Regions from separate parts of the Mus musculus genome. Here region 1 is linked to region 2. A link is a loop called in an ENCODE intact Hi-C map of the cell type or tissue named here. Cell type or tissue: left cerebral cortex. All regions are shown on one strand. Each heading gives the region's core, and the rest is flanking DNA. Links, peaks and the distances in the headings are about the cores only.

Region 1 (6,445 bases), core at 1,827-4,326, 200 kb before region 2:
TGGGGTCGCATTACCCATAGCTTTTCTGCAGAAAAGGCTTCCTCCTTCAACCTTCTACTTTGTGTTACCATCCACGTACCTCTCCAAACAGTAGAAGTCACCCACCCTGGGTTCTGGGATTTCCTTCGCACAGACTTCTGGGAGATGTAGTCCGCACCGCTGTGACCACTGGGAGCCTTCCAGGAAATCCCCTTCTGACTTCAGGTTTGTACTTGTGCCTCTTCCTCAAAGTTGGGCGGAAATCCTATGCGGCTATCTATTCCAGTTGTCTCTGACAAGAAGGTTGGTCCAGTCAGCAGCGTTGCTTGGGGCTCTGTGCGGGGTCTGTGTCAGGGAGGTTGGTTCAAGGAAGCAGCATAGACTGGGGTGGGTGCCAGAGCAGGGCTCTGTCTTGGAGGGAGCGCTTCTGGGCTGGGTGGGAGGGCGGAAGCAGCTGCCAGGACTTGCTGTGCTGAACTGGCTGGGACCGCTGAGGCTGCAGTTTTGGAGTGAGGGGACTGGCCTTTTGGGATTGTGTCCTGAGTGAAGGTTTCCTTTAGAACACCGAGAGCAGCCCGAGTCTGCCTTGGTTCTCTGGTACACTGGAGCAGCTTGGTAGTGGGGGACTAGATTGCAAACTAATGGTGATGAGCTGACTACCTGCTCCTGAGAGAGTGCCAGAGCCCACAGACCTGCATTGCTGGAAACGCGCATTCCTGGCTGCCCCCATCTCACCTGGATGCTGCCAGAGTCCTTTGTGTCTTTAGAGTAAAAGGGTTTCTGGTCCCCGTGTACTCTGTAGCCAGCTTATAGCAATGGCCTTGAGGTCTGACTGTGTTCACTTTTCTCTGCCAGTAAAGAATTAAGAGAGGAAAAATCCGAGGTACTACAGGTGTCGTTTAGGGGAATTCTGGGACACTGCCAACAGATCTGCCTGAATGCACTGAAAATCTTGGACTAGGGTTGAAGAAACGCATGGAGTGGATACACTGGCAGGAATGTCTACAAGGCAGAGTGGGATCGAGACGAGCTCACATCATGTTTCACCTTGAGGGCTGTATTTTCTAAACTTTTGAAAGGACCTCCATCCCTACTTTACAGTTGAGAGTTTTAAAAAAAGAGATAATGTCCGCTTGGCCCACAATGGTTCCGGTCAACATGACATTATCAGGGCTTGGACTTGTTGAAGAAGTTTATGAACATTGTGTATATTTCTGCCAGTGTTTCTGTTATCTTGTAGCTTTGCTGCCCATGGTAATATGAGGTATAAAAGGGCGGTGAATAATAAACTTGAGGCTGCTGTGGTATTGACCAGCAGTCCTCCCAAGTCTATTTCTTGGCTCTGCATCTTTTTTCGGCCTCTCCTGTCTTTAATCCTCACTCCACACTCAGAGACTCTTTGACACTTGGCACAACCTAGGAGTTGCTGCTTCATGATCTGTGTTGTATGTATTTTAAGCACTGTGTAGTATAGACAGGCTGGTAGGGAATGGGGAGTCTGTATTGTTTGGAACCTGATCAGGAATCCATCGTTCTCTTTGCCTCTCTCTCATGTTTACTTCCCATCAATGTCCTGTTAATCTTTAGATCTGCCCGACTCTCTGAAAATTTATCTCTGATTGTCACTGACAGGAGATGCAAGAGTTCTTAAAACATCTGCGCTGTCCTTTCTGTTGCTCTAGACTTCCTCTAGGATGGGCTTCCATTGAGTGGAATGTAACCATCGAGCTCCCAGTTATTGGAAGGATAGGTAGTAATTGTTAATGGGTGGAACTGTTCCTGCCTCAGGTCAGACATTATTTGCATTTCTTTCCCATTGAAAGTGAATTTTGCAAGTCTCTGATTCCCCTGCAATGTTTGCTGTTAATTGTACTGGCTATAATCCCCACAAAACGGTATCCTGTTTACAGGTCCCCGGACCTCCACCCCCAGGGTCTCACAGGAGATTGTACTCAAGACAGCAGACACTTGCCCATGCAGAATGGAGGAAGCCAGTGCTGGCCAACATAGGGAGTGAGCCCCGCAGTTAATTCTCCATTGTGAGCATGCTCTGATTCTCTCACAGAGAGTTGTTTTGGTCTTTGCTCTGCTCTGGGCTCCTGCCATTCTCCACATTGCTGGTTTTCCCGTGGCCTTGGTGATGCAAACATTAAAAAAAGTGTAATCTGCTTTTTCATACTCGTAAAGACAGGATCTTTCTCTACTAGCTGTACAGAAGGTTTCAAGACCTTTCAATTTATTTTTCCCTTGAGAAACTCCTATTCACCAAAGTGCTTCATTATGCCGGTTAATTTTGGAGATGTTCTGGCCTCTTTATTGCTGCTGAATGCTGCTCATTAGACAAAAGACTATTTTCTGCGCAGTCAATCTTTAAAGAAAATATAATTTTGTTGTCCTATAAACTCTTGTGACAATAGCTATTCCCTCTTCCCAAGGGTGCAATCACCTTGCACTTCAGACAGAAGACTCACGGGATTGCAGTTGGATCTGACATGAAGATCTGAACAGGGACGAGTTATCCATACAGATTTAAGGTGCTTTGCCAGGTTCCAAGGGAGAGAAGAAATCAGTAGCCCTGCTTAGCTCTTATACCAGTGTGCCACAGCAATGTCCTGTATGTCATTCCAGCCGTAAAGATGCCACAGTGCCACTCAATATCTGACCTATGCAGAAGCTGTCCAATGGGACTTAAAGCCTCATCAATAGAAGTTACATCATGCTTAGAAGCTGCCGCAGGTGACTTGTTAGGTTGAAACCTTAGAGGGGAACATACTAATGCCATGTTATTAGAGCATCCTAAGATCTCACTGCATTCTGATTGCTTTTCCTTAGACCTACACATGAGTGTGTAGCTCTTACTGTTCAAAGCGCTCCTACACATGAGTGTGTAGCTCTTACTGTTCAAAGCGCTCCTACACATGAGTGTGTAGCTCTTACTGTTCAAAGCACTCCTACACATGAGTGTGTAGCTCTTACTGTTCAAAGCGCTTCTGGCTGCATCAGAGAGAGCTCTGCAGAAAACTGAAACTTAACAAAGCCCAGAGGACTATGTATGATCTTGTGATCTGACCCAATAGGTATGTCTACAATTTCTGCACATACTAGCCAGGGAATATTTCTGGAGCAGGAGCAGTTTGAATATGAGGACCAGAGGTCCATGTCAAAACCAGAGGTTTGCTGTGAGTTTATTGATGATTTTAATTAATTATAGTTGTGATATTATTCATTGGTCTTTATTTCAGGAAATGTTGTCCTTCTGGGATGTAGCCATTGATTTCTCTCCAGAAGAGTGGGAATGCCTGGAGCCTGCTCAGTGGGATCTGTACAGGAATGTGATGCTGGAGAATTTCAGCCACCTTGTGTTCCTGGGTGAGCATTGTATCTATAGAGAATTCCTATCTCACCCCTACCATCAACATGTCTCTTCCCCGCTTTGTACAATATCTCATGGAAGTATTTCAACAATGAGTTTCATACCCATCATTTGAAGAAAAATGAGGGAGGTTGCTGTACAGCTAAGAAACATGTCATTGTTTTTCCTCACTGTGTTTGAAATGTCTGTGTTGGAAGCATGCCTCCTTTGCTCTTGTGGGACTGTTAGAAATGCACCGGCATCAGGCGTGGACCACATTTGTTAATGAAATTGTTTCTCTATTCAGTTTCATGTTTTCCCTCTAAAGAAACTCAGAATCAGGATATTGTACATTCCTTTCTGTATTTTACTGTCCATGTCAGAAACCCTTGAAGGAACTAATTGTCTGCAGTTATTTATTGTATCATGTCTTTCCTTATAAACACTGTACTGAAAGAGAGAGTAAAAGAACACTGAAGCAATCTTAACCTCTTGTTCTCCAAACAGGTCTTGCTGTCTCTAAGCCATTCCTGGTGACATTTCTGGAGCAAAGACAAGGGCCTTGGGATATGAAGAGACAAGGAGCGGCCACTGTGTACCCAGGTATGTAGGAAAGTGGGTGTCAGGGGACAGAGTTCAAGTCCAAAGATCCAACAACCACCCAGGCTTTCCCAAGTGCCTTGAAATATGTATTATGAACATCATTCTTTAGGTCTCTCTTAAACATCTCTCAGACATTTATGGTGGTTTAAGTCTCTTAGGATTTATATTTTGCAAACAGTGTGCCCTGTGCACGAATTTACAGGGACTTCCAAGGCTTTTCTTGTTGCTGAGTCTCTATTGTAGTGTTTAACACTCAGGGAAATGCAACTGAGTATTGGTCAGACCAGGAGTCACTTTTTTGATGGTGTTAAGGCAGACTTGTGCCAGAAAGCTCTCATACTGAAGTGAGCATGTCTTGGTTAATAAAATCAATGATACGGCCGGGCGTTGTGGCACACGCCTTTAATCCCAGCACTCGGGAGGCAGAGGCAGGCGGATTTCTGAGTTCGAGGCCAGCCTGGTCTACAGAGTGAGTTCCAGGACAGCCAAGGCTATACAGAGAAACCCTGTCTCAAAAAAAAAAAAAAATCAATGATACGTTCCCATGACACAGAGGCAGGCAGAAGCAGGGAGCTCATCAATTTCCATTCTGTTGATTAGGACAAATTGGGCTGGGAAGCAGTTGGATAAATTCAGACTAACAGGAGTCCCTTTGGACATTTCATTTCTCACTGATCTTATGTAGCATCTGTCGAATATTGTCTCACAGTCTGCTGAGGACTGCTTATAGAATCAGACTCAGCTCCAGGGCAGGGATTAGCTTTGGTAGGGGGAGGAGAAATGAAAGCAACGGACAGGGCAGGGCCATTTGAACTTGCATGTAGTTCCCATACCATTCGGGTGGCAGTGTTGGTAGGAGGTTCCTCTGTACACAGTATCCTCAGTTTTCATATAAAGAGACACTGTGTGCAGGGTAATTGCATTGAGTGCTTGCATTTGAGACATCTAGACTGTGGTGCTGAGTCCAAGATCCTCCTCAGCATGAGAGGATCCATCCCCTGCCTTGTGAGACAGGAGGAGTAATCCATCTTCCCTGCAGATTAGGAGTAGGAGTTCCTAGTCTGGCTTACAGGTCAGAGGGAGACAGGCGCAGCAGATGCTGGCAAGTCCTGTTCCCCATGCTTCCTTATCCTATGATGAGGCTAGCATGCATTTCCTCTGATAGGTCTGTGTCCCATTGGACAGTGTGCTAATAGTAATCGTGTTCTTCTACCCTGGATGTGTTCTGTCATGCAAGCTCAGTGGTATGTTAGCCTTCTTCACTCAAGCGTTCAGTTTCATTAACCAGTTTATAAACCACACCGGATTTTGAATATTATGCCATACTGAGTAAACTTTAAGGTGACTATAAATTTGTTTGAGCTCCCTGTTTTAGGCTAAACTTTGACATGTACAGAGGACTGTATAATGGAACATTGGTATTAGTCACTTACTTCAGTATTGTCTCTATGAATGAATTACATTTGAATTCAGCATGAATCCAAACACAATTTGGGCACATTGACTGTCACTCATTAAGTGGATCATCATTACCAGATATGGCTTAAATATATTTTCTGTGGCACTTACAGTGGATTAGTGACTCTCATCAGATTAAAATTTTAATAAATGAAAGAAATTATCTCTATTAAAATTTTCAGCCTCAAAAATTACAATTGTTGGGACTTGAGAAATGGCTCACCAGTTAAGATCACTGGTGAACTCCCGAGGAAGAGTTCAGTTGCCAGCGTCCACATGGCAGCTCACAAGTGTTTGTAACTTCAAATCCAGGAGATCTGACACCATCACACAGACATATATGCAGACACGCATTTAGCAAAACACCAATACATGTGAAATAAAAATTAAATTAATAAAAAAATTACAGTTTCTGAACTGCAAACCTCTTATCTCTTAGTAAACTTGAACATAAATACACCCTGGAGGAGCTGGGGGCCTCACTGTCCTGATCTCTTTGTGGTGCCCCTTTCCACAGTCCAGGTCAGTCCTCCAGACAGTCTCTGTGCCTTGTTTCATTTCATCAGGAAAAATACAGAAAAGACAATAGTATGTCTGGCCTTTCCAAGAATGAAAAGGCATATAAGTAATTATCATTTCTTGGCATGACACCATTTTCCATGTACTTAAAGTTTAAGAAAGTTAGTGAAGACATAGTGACTAGATAGACATCTTTAAGTCAGAAGTGTTTTCTAACCTGAATAGAAGTTTATAACTTAGGAACATAAATAAATTTGACCACTGACTGTATTTTCTTTAAATCTCTTTTCCTATAATGCCTATGTTTCTTAGTCTGACCTAATGTGACCTAGCCTCATGGTTTTGTACATTTGTCCCCCTCTTTATTTATATGATGAGCATTATTTTAAATAATTTAATCTTTTTATTAGAGGTATAATTTCAAATATGAATTCTTTGAATCTTCTTAAAATATTTACACTGACCTACACAGAGAAAAGTTATATGCCAGCAAGAGGTTTAGAGATGTCAGTAGACTTGGAAGAGAGGCATCTT
Region 2 (6,445 bases), core at 1,632-4,131:
AAGTGGGAGTGGGTGGGTAGGGGTGGGATGGGGTGGGGAGGGTGTGGGGGACATTTGGGGTAGCATTGGAAATGTAAATGAAGAAAGTACCTAATTAAAAATATTATAAAAATGATTTATGACTGTGTATATATCCAAATAAGCCTTAGTGCTTGTATACAATATAAGTATTTTCTTTAAATAAAACAGAATCATGAAAGAGGCACACAGTCAATGGTTCCCTAACTGGATTGTTGAGAATCCATTTATGAACACCTAATAGATTTAAAAGCTCTCTCAGCCTTCTCTTCCTAGGTCTAATGACCTGACCCTGGAAATAAATTAGTGTTAAAACTTTGCTGAATAAGCAAATTAGCCTCAGTTAAATTATTGTACCTATTGGCGCAATACAACAAGTAGAGTAAGTCAATGCTTTGATCAGAGAATGCTAAGATCAGAGAAATGAACTATCCAAAGTGACTCATGTTAGTCTGACTTTTATCCAACTACTCCCTATCTCAATTTTTCCTGATCAACAGAACTGAAACTGTTGAGCACTCTGCTTCTGCTGGCCTTTGTGTCATGGGAACGTGTCATTGATTTTATTAACCAAGACATGCTCACTTCAGTACAGAGAGCTATCTGGAACAAGTCTGCCTTAACACCAGCAAATAAATGACTCCGAGTCTAACCAATACTCAGTTGCATTTCTCTGAGTTTTACACTACAATAGAGACTCAGCAACAAGAAAAACCTTGGAAGTCCCTGCAAATACATGCACAGGGCACACTGTTTGCAAAATATAAATCCTAAGAGACTTAAACCACCATAAATGTCTGAGAGATGTGAAGGAGAGACCGAAAGAATGATGTTCATAATACATATTTCAAGGCACATATGGGAAAGCCAGGCCAGTTGTTGGATCTTTGGACTTGAAATCTGTCCCCTGGTCCCCACATTCCTACACACCTGGGTACACAGTGGCTGCTGCTTGTCTCTTCATATCCCAAGGCCCTTGTCTTTGCTCCAGAAATGTCACCAGGAATGGCTTAGAGACAGCAAGACCTGTTTGGAGAACAAGAGGTTAAGATTGATTAAGTGTTCTTTTACTCTCTCTTTCAGAACAGTGTTTATAAGGAAAGACATGATACAATAAATAACTGCAGACAATTAGTTCCTTCAAGGGTTTCTGACATGGACAGTAAAATACAGAAAGGAATGTACAATATCCTGATTCTGAGTTTCTTTAGAGGGAAAACATGAAACTGAATAGAGAAACAATTTCATTAACAAGTGTGGTCCACGCCTGATGCCGGTGCATTTCTAACAGTCCCACAAGAGCAAAGGAGGCATGCTTCCAACACAGACATTTCAAACACAGCGAGGAAAAACAATGACATGTTTCTTAGCTGTACAGCAACCTCCCTAATTTTTCTTCAAATGATGGATATGAAACTCGTTGTTGAAATACTTCCATGAGATATTGTACAAAGCAGGGAAGCTACATGTTGATGGTTGGGGTGAGATAGGAATTCTCTAAGATACAATGCTCACCCAGGAACACAAGGTGGCTGAAATTCTCCAGCATCACGTCCCTGTACAGATCCCACTGAGCAGGCTCCAGGCATTCCCACTCTTCTGGAGAGAAATCAATGGCCACATCCCAGAAGGACAACATTTCCTGAAATGAAGACCAATGAAAAATCCCACACCTGTAATTAATTAAAACCACTAATGAACTCACAGCAAACCTCTGGTTTTTACGTAGACCTCTGATGCTCATACTCAAACTGCTCCTGCTCCAGAAATATTCCCTGGCTATTATGTGCAGAAATTGTAGACATACCTATTGGGTCAGATCACAAGGTCATACATAGTCCTCTGCACTTTGGTAAGCTTCAGTTTTCTGCAGAGCTCTCTCTGATGCAGCCAGAAGCGCTTTGAACAGTAAGAGCTACACACTCATGTGTAGGAGCGCTTTGAACAGTAAGAGCTACACACTCATGTGTAGGAGCGCTTTGAACAGTAAGAGCTACACACTCATGTGTAGGAGCGCTTTGAACAGTAAGAGCTACACACTCATGTGTAGGAGAGCTTTGAACAGTAAGAGCTACACACTCATGTGTAGAAGCGCTTTGAACAGTAAGAGCTACACACTCATGTGTAGGAGTGCTTTGAACAGTAAGAGCTACACACTCATGTGTAGGTCTAAGGAAAAGCAATCAGAATGCAGTGAGAGCTTAGGATGCTTTAGTAACATGTCATTAGTATGTTCCCCTCTAAGGTTTCAACCTAACAAGTCACCTGCGGCAGCTTCTAAGCATGATGTAACTTCTATTGATGAGGCTTTAAGTCCCATTGGACAGCTCCTGCATATGTCAAGATATTGAGTGGCACTGTGGCATCTTTACAGCTGGAATGACATACAGGATATTGCTGTGGCCCACTGGTATAAGAGCTAAGCAGGGCTATTGATTGCTTCTCTCCCTTGGAACCTGGCAAAGCACCTTCAATGCGTATGGACAACTTGTCCCTCTTCAGATCTTCATGTCAGATCCAGCTGCAATGCCCTGAGTCTTGTGTCTGAAGTGCAAGGTGATTGCACCCTTGGGAGGAGGGAATAGCTATTGTCACAAGACTTTATAGGACAACTAAAATATATCCTCTTTAAAGAATGACCGCACAGAAAATAGCCTTTTGTCTAATGAGCAGAGTTCAGCAAAATGAAGAGGCCAGAAAATCTCCAAAACACCAGCAGAATGAAGCACTTTGGTGAACAGAAGATTCTCAAGGGAAAAGAAATTGAACTGTCTTGAAACCTTCTTTAAAGCTGGTAGAGAAGGGTCCTGTCTCTACAAGTAAGTGAGAACAAACGGATTACACCCTTTTCAACCACAGGATCACCAAGTCCGTGGGAAAACCAGCAATGTAGGGAATGGCAGGAGCCCAGAGCAGAGCAAAGATGAAAACAACTCTCTGTGAGAGAAACACAGCATGCTCACAATGGAGCTACCATGTCTTGAAATCATACAACTCAGGAAATGGAATAAAATGTGAAAAATATGAAAGACCAAATGTAATCATCTTTGTTTTCCCTCTGAAAAACATTCCTTATATAACGATGATTTATTTTTAAAATAAATAACACATTTGTTCCATACATTAGGCCTCTAGATGTATTTTTGGATTTTAGTAGTCTGTATATTGTTTATGTGTCTTCTTAAAGCACCAGTAGGTGGAGTGTATTCAGTAAAGGATGGAATAGAGAATATGAAAGAACTGATCAGGCAAGCAGACACAGCTGTTAACTCATTATATGTCACCTTACTTGAAAAAGACTATGGAGGACTCTGTGAAGACAGAGAGTTTCTTTTCTTTTTTTTTTTTTTTTGGTTTTTTCGAGACAGGGTTTCTCTGTGTAGCCCTGGCTGTCCTGAAACTCACTTTGTAGACCAGGCTGGCCTCGAACTCAGAAATCCACCTGCCTCTGCCTCCCAAGTGCTGGGATTAAAGGTGTGTGCCACCACGCCCGGCTAACAGAGAGTTTCATAACAGAAAATGACAATGTATTGAGGATCTGCACTGCTCAGGTTTATTACTTGTATATGTGTTTGACAAATGTTCAAATCATGTAACTTCTCTTCATGGCCTCTGACATACACATGCAGATCAGCAGGATCTGACTGTCATCACCAAACACACCTCCTCTCCAGTTTTCCAGATATGACATGTCTAACACAGCAAGGTTCATACATGAGTTGTACAGACAAGTAACTCCTTCCCTCATACTAACATTAAGAGGCCTGGGAGATCAGGGGGACAACTACACACCAAGGGGACCTGGACTTAAACCTGTGCAAGAGGACGGCATCCCACACTAGCAGTTTCCTTTACTGGTTGCAGACAGCAGTACCCATGTGAGGGACAGTGGAGGACGTGGGCTTGTTCCAGCTAACTGTAAGAAGCATTTGCAAGCAGCTAAACCTCTGGGACAGGAACACAGGAAGATATCCCAGAAAAAGAGGCAGAAAATGACACATGAACATAAACTACAGTAGCCTGCATCATTCAAGAACTGCAGAAAGGCAATGAAGAAATGATGGAGTCTCTGCCTAGATATGGACGGAGCAAACTGGAAGAATTCAGGGAAGACCAGAAGAAAGCATCCTCAGGTCATGGCAGAATCTAACACAAACTTAACTATCCAAAAGGAGTGAACATTCACTGTCAATAGGAAGAATAATCAAGCAAGGGAAAGAGGAGAGTCCTTCCTCACACAGTAAATCCAAACAAATAGTCACCCAAATGTACCATCTTTAACAAGAGCATGTTAGTGAAAACAAAGTTTGAATCCCACATGGATTGGGTCGGCAGAAGGGAAGCATGTGTACTTTGTAAGACACCAAAGTGTTGATTGCAGGGGTTTTCCACGGCTCTCACTGGAAGACATGGAATGAATCATAGAGAGTATTTCTCACGTCCATCAAGCATGATTAAATGTTTTCTGACACAGACTGAGGTAGCCTACATTGGCCTTGAATTTGCTATCAAGCAGGGGTTGACCAGAGGGTCCTGCCCCTCCCCCTCACAAATACAGAGATGACAGGAATGTGCCTCACAGTAGGCTCAAGTGTCTTTCTATCACAGGTCTGTTTACTTTAAGTCACAAGAATACACACAGGTCTGTGAGCTCTTCCTTACCCTGCTGACCTGACACAAAAGCCTGGCCCCCTAAAACAAGGCCACGCGAGATTTTCACCAGATACTAATACCCTGCTCATAAACGTTCTCAGGTTCAAGGCCTGATCAAGGCACGTTGACATAATCATAGTGTGCCAAGCAGACATTGTGTCTTATTTACAATTATTCAACCCTACTTTATGAACAGGAAACCTATCCAAGGTTTAAGGAAACCCAGCCCTCAAGGTAAAACCAGGTGGCAGGTTGCCTGCTTTGCTGACTTCCCTCTGTGTATCCACTACATGTGTTTCCTCACCTATAGTCAAAGACTCTCAGTGACCTCCCATCCTGGCAGATCTCTCTGCTCTGTTCCAGATTTTCCCATCTATGACCTGTTGGGACTTGGATTTTTATTCTCTCTTAATTCCTTAACTGATAGGGAAAATGAACATAATCAGGACCGTAGGAGGAGGCCAGGTACAGAGGATAGTGGGGCCAGGTACCCCATTTGCTCTAAAGGTACTGACTGGGGCATCTGACAGCATCCACCTGAGAATGGGGCAGCTAGGGGAGCATGCTTCCCAGCAAAGCTGTCAAAGAGTTCCCAGCACTGCCTCAGGTGCAAGTAGTCATCTCACCATCACTAGCTTGCAATCCTGACCCCTGCTACCAGTCTGTTCCTATGTCCAAGACACCCTGCGGTGTCCTATGAAAACCCTCACCTCAGACACAATCCCAATCGCCCCATTCCTGGTCCAGAACTGCAACCTCACGTGACCCAGCCAGATCAGCACAACAAATCCCAACAGCTTCTTTTCTTCCGTTCTCCCTCCAAGCCCAGGTCCGCTCAGTCCCCACCTTCCCCACACCCACTCTCCCCGCCTTTTCCCAGCCCGATGCTTGCACAAAGCCCCAGGCTGTGCTGTTTCATGAACCAACCTCCATGACAGAGACAACAGGCGTGTACAGCCGTTCAGGACTCTCGCAAAAACTTTGAGGAAGGCACAATGTACAAAACGAAAGCTAAAGTGGGATTGCCTGGATGGCTCCTCGTGATGGCACAGTTGCTTGGACTACATATCCCAGAAGTCTTTGCGAAGCTATTCCTGGAACTGAATGTGGTCTTTCCCTGGTCTTAGATTTGTAGCCTTCTCTCTGTTTTCTTTACTATTATACTATGGTAGGTACTATGGTAGGTACTTGGCCTACTTTAAAGCGCTCGACTCTAATGTAGACTCTGTCATAATACTCAGTATTGCAAATAAATAAATAATACTTGTTCCTTTGCAATTACACTCTGCATGAGACATACATGGATCAGATTCCACATCATGAAAAACAGTTTTGTGTAAATATTAGGATGTATATACTGTGGTTAGTTGGTCAGGGACACATTGAGAGTATAGATCATTTAACAAAGTTAAAACTTTAAAATGTTAATATATATTTAAGAAATTCCTTTTTAGTGGGAGCTGTACTACAATTTTAACGGTCTCCAATGGTTGTTCACAAACACAGGTACACATAAGCCACTGGGTATGTTTGCCCGTTGTTGATGTTGTTGTTCCTTCCCCTGCTCAGATTACACTTGGGAGGACACAGCTCCTGAGGTCACACTGGTATGTGTACTGGCCACTGGCCCATTATCCATTGTTAGAATTCTCTCTGCAGAGGTCTGATCTTTCTTACTCAATTTCCTTTCCCTGCTCTGATCTACAAGTGTTCCTATGTGACAATATTTTGAAAGTCAAAGCATCTGCCCTGAACTAACCTCAGTTTCTCAAAA

What was found. Peaks named below come from ENCODE experiments on the same cell type or tissue, not always from the same donor. Only the 100,000 strongest peaks of a DNase experiment are listed, where the experiment ranks them.
Region 1: it touches region 2 in a loop (23-fold over the local background); 5 of 42 quality-filtered maps call a loop at or near these places.

What each region holds. Positions count from the first base shown.
Region 1 is chr13:67,393,533-67,399,977 of GRCm38, reverse strand. Zfp429 (zinc finger protein 429) reads left to right here and starts at 211. Exons shown (of 4, transcript NM_001080941.1): 1 at 211-282; 2 at 3,222-3,348; 3 at 3,839-3,934. The coding sequence starts at 247. In left cerebral cortex, for the core only: no CTCF peak of the experiment used is centred there; no DNase peak of the experiment used is centred there.
Region 2 is chr13:67,193,748-67,200,192 of GRCm38, reverse strand. It overlaps Zfp455 (zinc finger protein 455), which reads right to left and starts at 5,687. Exons shown (of 4, transcript NM_001048204.1): 1 at 5,599-5,687; 2 at 1,534-1,660; 3 at 949-1,044. The coding sequence starts at 5,604. In left cerebral cortex, for the core only: no CTCF peak of the experiment used is centred there; no DNase peak of the experiment used is centred there.